2 separate regions of the Homo sapiens genome follow, and region 2 is linked to region 1. A link is a contact called in ENCODE Hi-C or POLR2A ChIA-PET data. All regions are on one chromosome and are shown on one strand. Each heading gives the region's core, a stretch centred on a gene start or an enhancer-like site at or near the end of the contact. The rest is flanking DNA. Distances are from core to core; before and after follow the strand shown. Region 1 overlaps MAMDC2 (MAM domain containing 2). Region 2 overlaps MAMDC2 (MAM domain containing 2).

Evidence for each region. A loop is a pair of places that touch in the nucleus more often than their neighbours do. ChIA-PET counts read pairs that join two places held with the same protein, here RNA polymerase II (POLR2A).
Region 2: a map of endothelial cell of hepatic sinusoid shows a loop between it and region 1 (4-fold over the local background). The contact joins two enhancer-like sites. A Hi-C loop is called at or near these places in 4 of 168 maps with a recorded cell type or tissue (dorsolateral prefrontal cortex, endothelial cell of hepatic sinusoid, endothelial cell of umbilical vein and 1 more) and 1 of 37 single-sample maps with no recorded cell type. POLR2A ChIA-PET finds 5 or more read pairs at or near these places in 1 of 52 experiments (PC-9).

What each region holds. Positions count from the first base shown.
Region 1 is chr9:70,157,612-70,162,726 of GRCh38, forward strand. The region is part of intron 9 of MAMDC2 (MAM domain containing 2); the gene reads left to right. MAMDC2-AS1 (MAMDC2 antisense RNA 1) reads right to left here. Exons shown (of 4, transcript NR_040076.1): 3 at 1-131. Among named protein-coding and RNA genes, the nearest start is that of MAMDC2-AS1, 16 kb to the right of the region's middle. Within about 2 kb of position 2,305, at least 2 of the 41 ENCODE cell types and tissues checked have a DNase peak (open chromatin) inside an H3K27ac peak, as active enhancers do.
Region 2 is chr9:70,077,484-70,083,031 of GRCh38, forward strand. All of the region lies in intron 2 of MAMDC2 (MAM domain containing 2), which reads left to right. Among named protein-coding and RNA genes, the nearest start is that of MAMDC2, 36 kb to the left of the region's middle. Within about 2 kb of position 3,153, at least 12 of the 41 ENCODE cell types and tissues checked have a DNase peak (open chromatin) inside an H3K27ac peak, as active enhancers do.

The DNA.
Region 1 (5,115 bases), core at 1,055-3,554:
TCAGGTTACATGTTTATCTATACGATGCTCAAAGATAAATTACTATTTGTGGCCCTCCCATTTCATCTCAATCTTCAAACCAAGACATTTGGTTCTGCTTTATTCAAACGAGGAATGCCACATAAACAAATCTGAAAGGCAAATGTCAAGTCAGAGGGGGAAAAAAAGGTTGCAACATATGCAACAAAGTCTTAATACATTTAAAATAAATATATAAATCTAATAAATCAATAAGCCAAAGGTAAACTAAGCAATAGGAAAGCGGATAGGATATATACAGGCAAATCAGAAAAAAAGAAATATAACCAGAAAATAAATGCACAAATATACCCAACCTCATTATAATCAAAGACATTATGTTTTTAGACAGGGTCTTACTCTGTCACCCAGGCTGGAGTCCAGTGGTGTGATCATAGCTCACTGTAACCTTGACCTCTGCAAGGTCAGGTGATCCTCCCACCTCAGCCTCCCAAGTAGCTGGAAGTACAGGTGTGCACCATCATGTACAGCTAATTTTTGCATTTTTTGTAGAAATGTGGTCTCACTATTACCCAGCTTGTCTCAAACCCCTGGGCTCAAGCGATCCACCCATGTATGACCTCCCAAAGTGCTTTACAAGTGTTAGCCAACACACCCAGCCAAAGAAATCTTAAAAGTAATGAAATAATACATTTGTCTATCAAAATATTTTAAAAACATAATACCCTGGAGTATGATGTTTGTATTAATTGCTGTATTTATACTGTACACTGTTTGTATTGTTCAATTTATGAATTAAAACATAAATCTTTCACTTTAGATGCAAGTATAAATATATATACCCATTTATATATATACATATATGCATATTTGGGTCTAAAGTGAAATATTTATTTTTAAATATATATAATATGTACATATATACATATAAATGTTTTCTGGTCTAAGTGAAAGATTTATTTTTCAATATATGTACTATACATATGTATACATATTAATGTTTTCTAAAGTGAAAAAATTTTTAATTGATAATTGAATAAATACATTCAAATGTACTTATATATGTATATACAGTCATGTATCACTTAATGATAAGGATACATTCCAAGAAATGTGTTTGTTAGGCAATTTTGTCCTTGTGAGGATATCATAGAATATTTATACAAACCTAGATGGTATAGCCTACTACACACCTAGACTGTATGGTATAGCCTACAGATCCTGGGCTTTAAACCTATACAGCATGTTATTGTATTAAATAATGGCAACAGTTACAACACAATGGTAAGTATTTTTGTATCTAAACATATCTAAAGAGACAGAAGTACAGTAAAAATATGGTAGTATAATCTTATGGAACTACCATTGTACATGCAGTCCATCATTGACTGGAATGTCATTATGCAGTGTATGACTGTATATGTATATATATAAACATATATGTGTGCATGCATAATACACACACACACACACACACACACACACACACGTATAACATTACCCTGGAAAGGTGAGGATGCAAGGAAATAAGGATTATCATGTGCTCTTATATGAGGGTAAATTGGCACAATGTTTTAATAACAATTTAATTACATGAATAAAAAAGGAAGCGCTCAAACATGCATACTTTATTACATAACAATTCTACATCTAGGGATTTATCATAAGGAAATAATCATGGTTATGCACAAAGATTTAGCTATAATCGTTCATTCCAGTAATATTTATAATACTGAGAGAGTGGAAACTACCATATTGTCTGTTATTAGGAGTTGGTTAAATAAGTGTGGCATAGGTTAAAAAGGGGTAAGAGTTATGTAAGCTTTAAACTGCAGCTCTTCTTCACTTCATGGATCTACACTTTGGCTTGGGAATCAATGAAAATCAGGCTAATTGCCTCTATGTCTCAGAGGTGGGTAGGGCAAAGTCAGCATTCTTATTAGCAAAGGATTGCTAAAAGTGCTTGCTGTCTTCTTCAGGCCCAGGAGGGGTTCATCTAGAGCAGAGTGAGCCCTTGAGAGGCAAGAGGAGGACCTAGATTCTTCCTTTTTGCTGTTTGTGGATTGCATTCTATAAATCTATCTTCTGGCAGGACTGACGTTTTTGTAACTCCAAGTGAGCCACAACAATGACTCCAATTATAATGCCTGTCCTTGGACATGACAATTAAATTGGTCTTTACATTTTATTACATTACATTTGTCAGGGCAGTGTTTGACCAGGAGAACTCCCTATGGGAGGTGGGCCAGAGAGAAACCACATTGTATTTTTAGCCCAGCACTGATTTTTTTTACACAAAATCACAGGCAGCCCGGAGGCCTATTAGAAATCACCAGACTGGCTGGGCACGGTGACTCACACCTGTAATCCCAGCACTTTGGGAGGGTGAGGCAGACAGATCACTTGAGGCCAGGAGATCAAGACCAGCCTGGCCAACATGGTAAGACCCTGTCTCTACTAAAAGTAAAAAAATTCGCAAGGCATGGTGGCGCATGCTTGTAATCCCAGCTACTCAGGAGGCTGAGACACGAGAATCCCTCGAATCCAGGAGGGAGAGGTTGCAGTGAGCCGTGATTGCGCTACTGCACTCTAGCCTGGGCAACAGAGGGAGACCCTGTCTCCAGAAAAAAAAAAGAACAAAAAACAGAAGTCACCAGATGGTCACCTGCCCTCTTGAGGAGTACATGTAAAAATCAGGAAGGCATTTGCACCTATTTTCCTTCAGTGATAATGAAAGCTTTATGGGGTAATTAAATATAATAATGTCTTCATTATTAGGGTGGGGAATTAGAGACTAAAACATTAAAAATGATGTCATCTTAGCTTTGTCTAATGTTCATTTTTTTCAGAGGTTTTTCTCATTTATTTTCCACTTGCATCTTCAACATTAATTGTGTAGGATTAGTCTTCTCTGTCCCACCATGAAAAGAACATGAACTTTGCAATCAGACACACTTTGCTCTCAAAACAAGGGGGAAAAGTGAAAATGGGTGCAAGTGAAGATAAGGGTGTAGATGTGGATGTCGGAGAAGCTGTGAGCATTCTTTCTGGGGGGCCTACATTTTCAGCGCAGAGCAGGGCAGTGATGTCTTCGGCTAAGGGTGAGAAGGACGTGGCTGAGGTGAGGGAAGAGCTGCTGTGGAAAGGAGGAGATACTATGGCTGGTTCGACATTAGCCAGTTCTGAAAATCAGCCACAATCTATGTAAGAGTCAGGCTCCTGTGCTGAGTTACCAAAATACTCCATCAACAAACGTAAGGCAAAATGACAGGAAGCTTGTTGTAAACACAAGTCAAAGAAATGTTTGGTCCCATGCTATTAACTGGGGAGTTGCATCATGTCTCTCAGAATCGTATTTTAAGATACCTAAAGCAAAATAGGGAAAATGAGGGGGCTGTATAATGAAATACATTCTATCAGGGATCAGGAAGGGGTGTAATGTTTCATACCCGAGTCTGCAACTGGCTGTTGTGTGAGCTGCTATCACAGGCTCTCTGGACCTGTTCTTCATTCTAAAAAATAGCTGATTCTGTGGTCCCTTCTGGAACCTCCCCTCCCCTTACAGTGGCCTAAAGATCAGAAAATAAAGCAGATTTCTGAAATCTTTGAGTTGAGAGGTTTGGATGTTTACCATCCAAATAGCAATGAAAAAGTTCAGCTACAGGCCTGTATTCTATCACAGTGTGGTCCCTAGCCCAGACCTGAAGGCTCCTGGGAGCAGAAAGACTTTCACACTGAGAAAAGCTGGAAGCTGCTTGATCTCTGTCGCTTGTAAGAGCCAAAAGTTGAATTAAATCAGATGGGTCTTTTAAAAAAGAAAAAACTAACCAGATGGGTCCTTTAAGAAAAAAAGTATTGGTCAGCTAAAAACTTATTTAAAAACACATGGTCATTCTGCCTTTTGTGGGAGATGAAGACCAAATATAGTATCTGCAGCAGGCATGCTTTTGCAATTTTGCAGCTATTTCTCAAAACAGTGCTAGGTTCTAAGAATGCTAAAGCCTCACACTTACTTTTCTAGATAAAGCTTCACTTAGTCTGCCTTCAGGGATTTGTAATAATTTCATCCATTTTGCCAAGTATCTCAATATTGAAATTTTTTAAAAACTCTATTACAACTTATTGTCAAACAGTTAAATGAATGCAATTACATCGTATAGTATATCTTACAGATGTGTCAGTAGCATCTTAATGAAGGGCTCTGGAATTTCACTGACTGGATTATAGTAATTTTGTGAATAATTATGCCACCAACTCTGTAGTTGTCGTAACCAAATTTATCTGTGCAAATGATTTCAAAAGATTTTAACCTCATCAGAAGAAAAGTTAAATTTAACTCAAAATCAAACCGTCTGGGAAATTGTTGAGGTCTACCACTTATAATAAGAACTTAACTAGGTTCATTTTGTGAAAATGGGTAAGTTATGATATTGTTGGCACAGGACTGAAATGTTTCTATCCAAATATAGAAGGCAATTTCTGGAAGCTATCATTTACATGCTAATTATAGGCCTAAATGGGGCCATTCAATTGGTAAAGTAGATGGTGGATTAACCCAACAACCTAGTCTACCATGTCTATCAAGCAGGTCATGGAATCTACTCTAAAAGGCAGTGAAAAAATATTTAATACAGCCAGTGTTTAGTTCTTTAACACAAACAGTCCTTTTGAACTATATAACAAAGATTTGATTTGATTTGACTTCACAGCACCCAACAAAATTTATTTCCTCCATTTCCTGGCAAAATTCTATTCATTATATTTGGTAGTTGTTAAACTATAACATCCTATAAAGTGAAAAGCAATAACCCTGATTATTTTAAAACCTATCTTGATTTGGTTTGAGAACATGAATTCCTGACATACCTGATTCTCTACTTTTTCTTTCCTGGGTACTTTTGTTTTGTTTTGTTTTTTTAAGACAGGATCTCACTCTGTCACCCAGGCTGGAGTGCAGTGATGTGATCACAGTTCACTGCAGCCTCAACCTCCCGGGCCGAGGTGATCCTTCCACCTCAACCTCCTGAGTAACTGGAACTACAGGTGTACACCACCGTGCCCAGCTAATTTTTTATACTTTTAGTAGAGAGGGGGTTTTGCCATGTTGCTCAGGCTGGTCTCGAACTGGCTGCAATC
Region 2 (5,548 bases), core at 1,903-4,402, 79 kb before region 1:
ATGACTGAGAAACAAAATGTTTAATTTTATTTCCTTTCAGTTAGTTTAAATGTAAATAGCCACATTTAAATGGCTAGTGGCTGACATTTAGACAGCATGGCTCCATGATGCATGGAATAGGCATCAGGAATTATAATTTCTGAACTCTACCTTCATGAGAAATTGAGATGATGGTAGTGTCATGTTAGTGCTGTATGCATCACATGCCCATCTTAGAGAATAGTTATCATTGACCCTTGCTTCCTCTTTGGATGTTCTGAGGGGTGCAGGCCATTTGGACTTTCTTATTGGTTTTCATGAACCAGAGATGTCAATGCCAAGCCTTTCTTGACTGTGTTGGTCCATTTGCAAGAAACAAAGCAGGGATTCAGTCCAGGAGAGGCAAGCTAGTATGAAAGCCCAGCCCAAACAACAAAAGGTGTGAAGTTACAACACTGCACTGCATGTGATATTCACAGGTAAGAAAATTTCATTTGTATGTATGTGTCCCTTGAAACTCAGAATCAATTAATTAATTTCAGAGACTTCACTCTACCATTCCTACTTATAATTTTTATTAGGAAGTCAATTCCACCATTCCTACTTATAATTTTTATTAGGAAATAGAAAAAAAACTGCTATAGTGCACAATGTGTGAGATCATGACAATTAGGGGTTCATTTGCTTTTGCAAAATCATCTTGAATGCAGGATGGATATCCAAGGTGACTCTGTAAGAGCACACACCATTTAATCTGTGTATCTTACTAACCTTAAATCAATCTGATAACTCCCTCTTACCCCGTTTCTCTCCTTCAGAATGTTCATGTTTTACCTTAGGCCCCTTCAGTGGTATTTTTCAAAGTGCCCACATAATGTTTTATGCTACGTCAACCTAAAGTGAAGAGGCTGAGGCACAAAATATAATTTAAACGTTTCACAAGCCAAGTGAGGACAGCTGCCCAGAAGACTCAGACTCAAGCAACCTTGGGTATGAGCTCCATTGACCTTTGTTATAAGCAAGTTTTTAAAGGTGAAGAAAGGGGACACGGAGTGAACTAACACAAAGTTAGGAATTCTTATTGGTTTACAAAAACAATGTTGATTAGTGATTGGCTATATACATTGTTAAGGTATAGGGTGTGGGTTGTAGTACCCTGTGTAGCATGATTAGGTTAATTTATAGCTATCTGGGCAATAGCAAGCAGTTTCAAGACATGAAAACATAGCTCAAAGCCGGGAGTAGGATGTAATTGCTACCTCCTTTTAATATCTCTCTGGACCTGAAAATTTTAAAGGATTTGCGTTCCTCCAATGAAAATTCTTTTCTTTTCTCAGCTGTTAATTAAGAAACAATGGGTAGCCAAGCCTATCATGCAAGCTGCCATGTCCTGCCAACAAAAATCCTCATCCCCAGGCCTCGCACACTCAGAATTATTGCCCTCCTTCCCTTAGGAATTCTACCTCCTTAGGAAGTGGGGATGTTGGATGGCCCACAGCAAACCCAGCCTGCTTCAGGTGACCAGCTCCAATTGATCTTTACTTCACAAACTGTCCATCTGAGAATCCCAAGACCTCAGGGTTAGCACAGAGGGAGCCATCTTCTGGAATTTGTCTTCACTCCAGCCTCCCCCTAGCTAGTGTGTTTTGTTGTCAAGACACCCAACTGGGTCACCAACTCCTGGCCTCTGATGCACACTCATTGGTAATAAACCATGCTCTACCTGACCCTCCACCCCAAGGGGAAGCCCTGAGATGCTATAGATGACTATTGGCTCACTTACCGTGCATTATTAGCAGAGCTCCCAAAAGAATGAATCTCACTGGCACAGACTGTTGTGTACAAGTATGGATCTAGGATGATTTTCTGATGTTGAGACACAGAAGCTCTCAAAGGGCTTATTCAAGGAACAAATTCATGACATTATAAACTGCTATAAGAATGACCTTAACTATTCTCTCCTACTGAGTGAGCCACCCAGCAGAGCACCATGAGTATAAACAGCCCTAGACTGTCAGATCTTATTGTTTTGTTGATGAGCACACATGGTCCTTAAGCATACAGTGTGGGTGGTCTGCTGGGGGGTTATGAATCAAAGCCAAGGGGGTTTGCTTTCTGGTCAGCCTCCATGAGTTATTTGTGAGCACTGGACTAATTGCTTCTAAACTGCACATGTAATGGCCACTTCTGAGTTTTTGATAGGAAAATGGCTACTTGTTTATTCTCAGATGTCATAATAAATCTGTCCTTTGCAAACCAGAGACCCAGCATGAACACATGAATGGGTGAGTTTCAGAGGACTTCCCTGGGATCCACAGCTCACTGTGCAACCTTGCAGAAGTTGTTTGACAGGTGTGCCTTCGGCCTGTCCCCAACATAAGCAAAACACACCTGCCCTTTATCTGGCTGAGTGGGAGCATGTGCAGCTGCAGTCGATTAAAACTGAATGAAAGTTTGTCTGCAAACAGAGCTTCTTGGTGGTTAGATGTTGTGTAATTACAAGTGTTATTGCAAAATACTATTCTTATTTACTTTGTGTATGTTGAAACACTTTAAATGTATCATTCATTTTGTAGGGCAGATAGTATTTTCTCCATCTCCTGTTTTTGCTTTAATACACTATTGGTTATTTTAAATGACCAAACCATTCATGCCTTTATGACCATTCAAATAATACAGAATATGGGGGATAAATGACTAATTAATAGATTAATAGTCTTCCTCTTCCCATCTCCTCGAGGTAGCTAATATTATCAAAGCAGCGTGCTGCATGCATCTTTCCACAATCACTCTATGTATGTAGAAACATTATTTTTAAAGCTTATGAAAGTGTACCTATGTTTTTATATGCTGTAGCACTATACATGTATGTGTACATATATCCACACACATTCATGCATGTGACATTTCCAAGTCTATAGAGATCTGCACATTCATACATGTGACATTTCCAGGTCAACAGCGATCTAACTCATTATTTTAAATAGTTGCCTAACAGTCTGTAATATGGATCATAATCTATTTAATCATTTTCCTGTTGCTGGAAATTTTTATTTTTATTTTTTACCTTAAGGTCCTCTGTTAAGAAAAAAGGAAGAAAAAAGTGCCTTGCTCTGCAGTGGTGGGGTTTGCAGGGGCAGTTGGTTGGGCCGTGTGTGTATTTGGGAGTATTGTTTGTTTACACAGTCAGTTTCCTAGGTTTCCATGTGTCATTGCCAATCTGTGTTGAGTTAGCGGCCAACAGCTCTTCCTAAACCACGTCTTGTGGCCAAGTGCAAACTGAACATCGAGGAATGGAAAATATTGCAGAGTTTCTAAATGGTCAGGAAGGTTTTAATCCCCAAACAGGTCTAGTTCCTATTTTGTGAAAAACAGTGTGGAAACACCTAATTTTTAAAAATCCTCCACTGTCAAATGAAGAGAGATTTGGGGTTACTGGTCCGGTTAGGTGCCCTGACTCAGGCATCCCTGGAACATAATACTTCCACAGTAGACTGTCAGCTCACTGAGGTAGGCCCTTTGATGTGTTTTTGTTTTCTGCCTGGCATAAAGTAGGCACTTAATAATAAATGTTTGTTGAGCCAAATGGTTTACATAGGGCTGAAAATTACCTTTTTTTGTTTGATTTTTGAGAGTCTGGCTGAAGAGAGACTGTCAGCTGTTTGTTTGACACAAAGGAGAGAGCTTGATGGGACAGGGAAGGGGAAGAAGGGCAGGCCAGGAGTAAGATTTAATTTGGGAGTAGGCAGGGAAGAGGAAAATGAGGTAATGTGGTTTGGTCTAGTGATAGATGATAAGTCAGATCTTGAGGATGTTTATCTTGGGCTCAAGAGCAATGGAAAGCCACAAGAACCGTCCTGGAGGGGGAGGGAATGTCCAAATCTGTGAGTGGAGAGCTGACTTAGGCTTTGAATGTGTCATTGTAATTGATGACCAGGGAGGCACTGTCCTCTCCTGCCCCTTGCTTGGGATGAGTTTGTTATACCTTATTTTTATAGTCCTGCCAGGTCTCCATGCACCAAAGCATATTCAGAACAGCAGAAACAAAACTTTAATGTTTCGTATTATGAGTTTGTCTGTAGTATGGTTTGTGTGTGTGTACATACCACACATTTCCACAGATAGACCAACACAAGTAAAATTAGGGGATATTAAAAAACCCTTCAAAAACAATGAAACTGCCTTACAAATTCTCAGTCTTCTCCAGACTTCTCTGAAGAACTCAAGACTTCTCTTGAAGTCTTGGTGTCTTCGAGAGACTTTTAACCAATCTCCCAAAGAGTGTAGAAGCTTGTGGATAGATTCAGCAAATTGAAGGTCCCATAGTCATCATATGAGCTAGCCCCAGGCTCAATCCACTAAGCGAAAGAAATTTCATGAGATCTTTTTTTTTCTGGAGGCCCCCTGAGGCCATTACTTCCTCCTGGGAATATCTAAGGAAGCTAACCAATTACAATCAAATCACCTAATTCTTACCCGTCACCTACTGTGCCTATGCCAGATGTTCTTACCTGTGATAATCTTATTTCCAATAAAAATAAAAGACACCCTGCCTGGACAGAACAGACTGTCACAGCTCCAGTGTCATCCACAAGATGAGTGTGGCTTAGGCCTGTGGGGCAGGGAAAATAAAAGAGAAGAAACAAATGCATACAGGAATTTCCATCTTGCTTCTTGATACAGACTGTGAAGTGTTAGGATATACAGAATGTGGCTGAGTCCATGAGTTTACAACCAGCCTGGGCAACATAGCAAGACCCTGTCTCTATAAATAAATAAATAAATGATATAGAGAACATGGAATAATAATATCCTCTTAAATGATTGCTGGGGAGCTCAGATAAGATGGTGTGGGTAACAGCCCTTATGTAAGCTACAGAAATCTCTATGAATTATAGTTGTTCTGGAAATGTCAAATTCATTAGGTAAAAAAACTCTTTTAAAAAAGGCATCTTCAAAAGCCAAGCTTCAGTCTAATATAATTTGCCCATGGAAGTAAGTCTGTAATTCACATATTTAAAAAGTGAATGAAAGGATGGTCTTTCATTTAATATCACTAGTTTTTTATGCTTTTACTCAATTGTTCCTAGTTTGGAGTGCTATCATCTTCTAACCTCTGCAAGACTATTGGGGTATTTTTAAATATATATATCCTCTACCTTATAATCCGATAAATTAAAGAAGTGGCTGGACTTCTTATCTGAAAGGAAAGTCAGGTGTGATTACAGCCTTATGTCCAGAAAGCCTGCTACAAGTGACTAGCCCAGGTTTGGGTCTGTTTCTGGCATAATTACTGTTGGAGGGCTGATGAGAGAAAAGTGTCAATCATGGAAGTTACTTGCCTTTGAAGAGAGGCAATTCCTTGTTCTTTCAGACCTGCAAGCTTAAGGAGCAACTTCCTCTATCTGGTTCACTCTTGGCGCATAATACAATGCCACCTGCAAGTCAGAACTTTCTAATAAATGCCTCTCCCCCACTACATTGTCCAAAAGGAATGTTGAAAATGTAAAAAAAATTAAGATACAATGGAAATATTCTAGAAGACACTACCTATCATCTGTAAAATTTC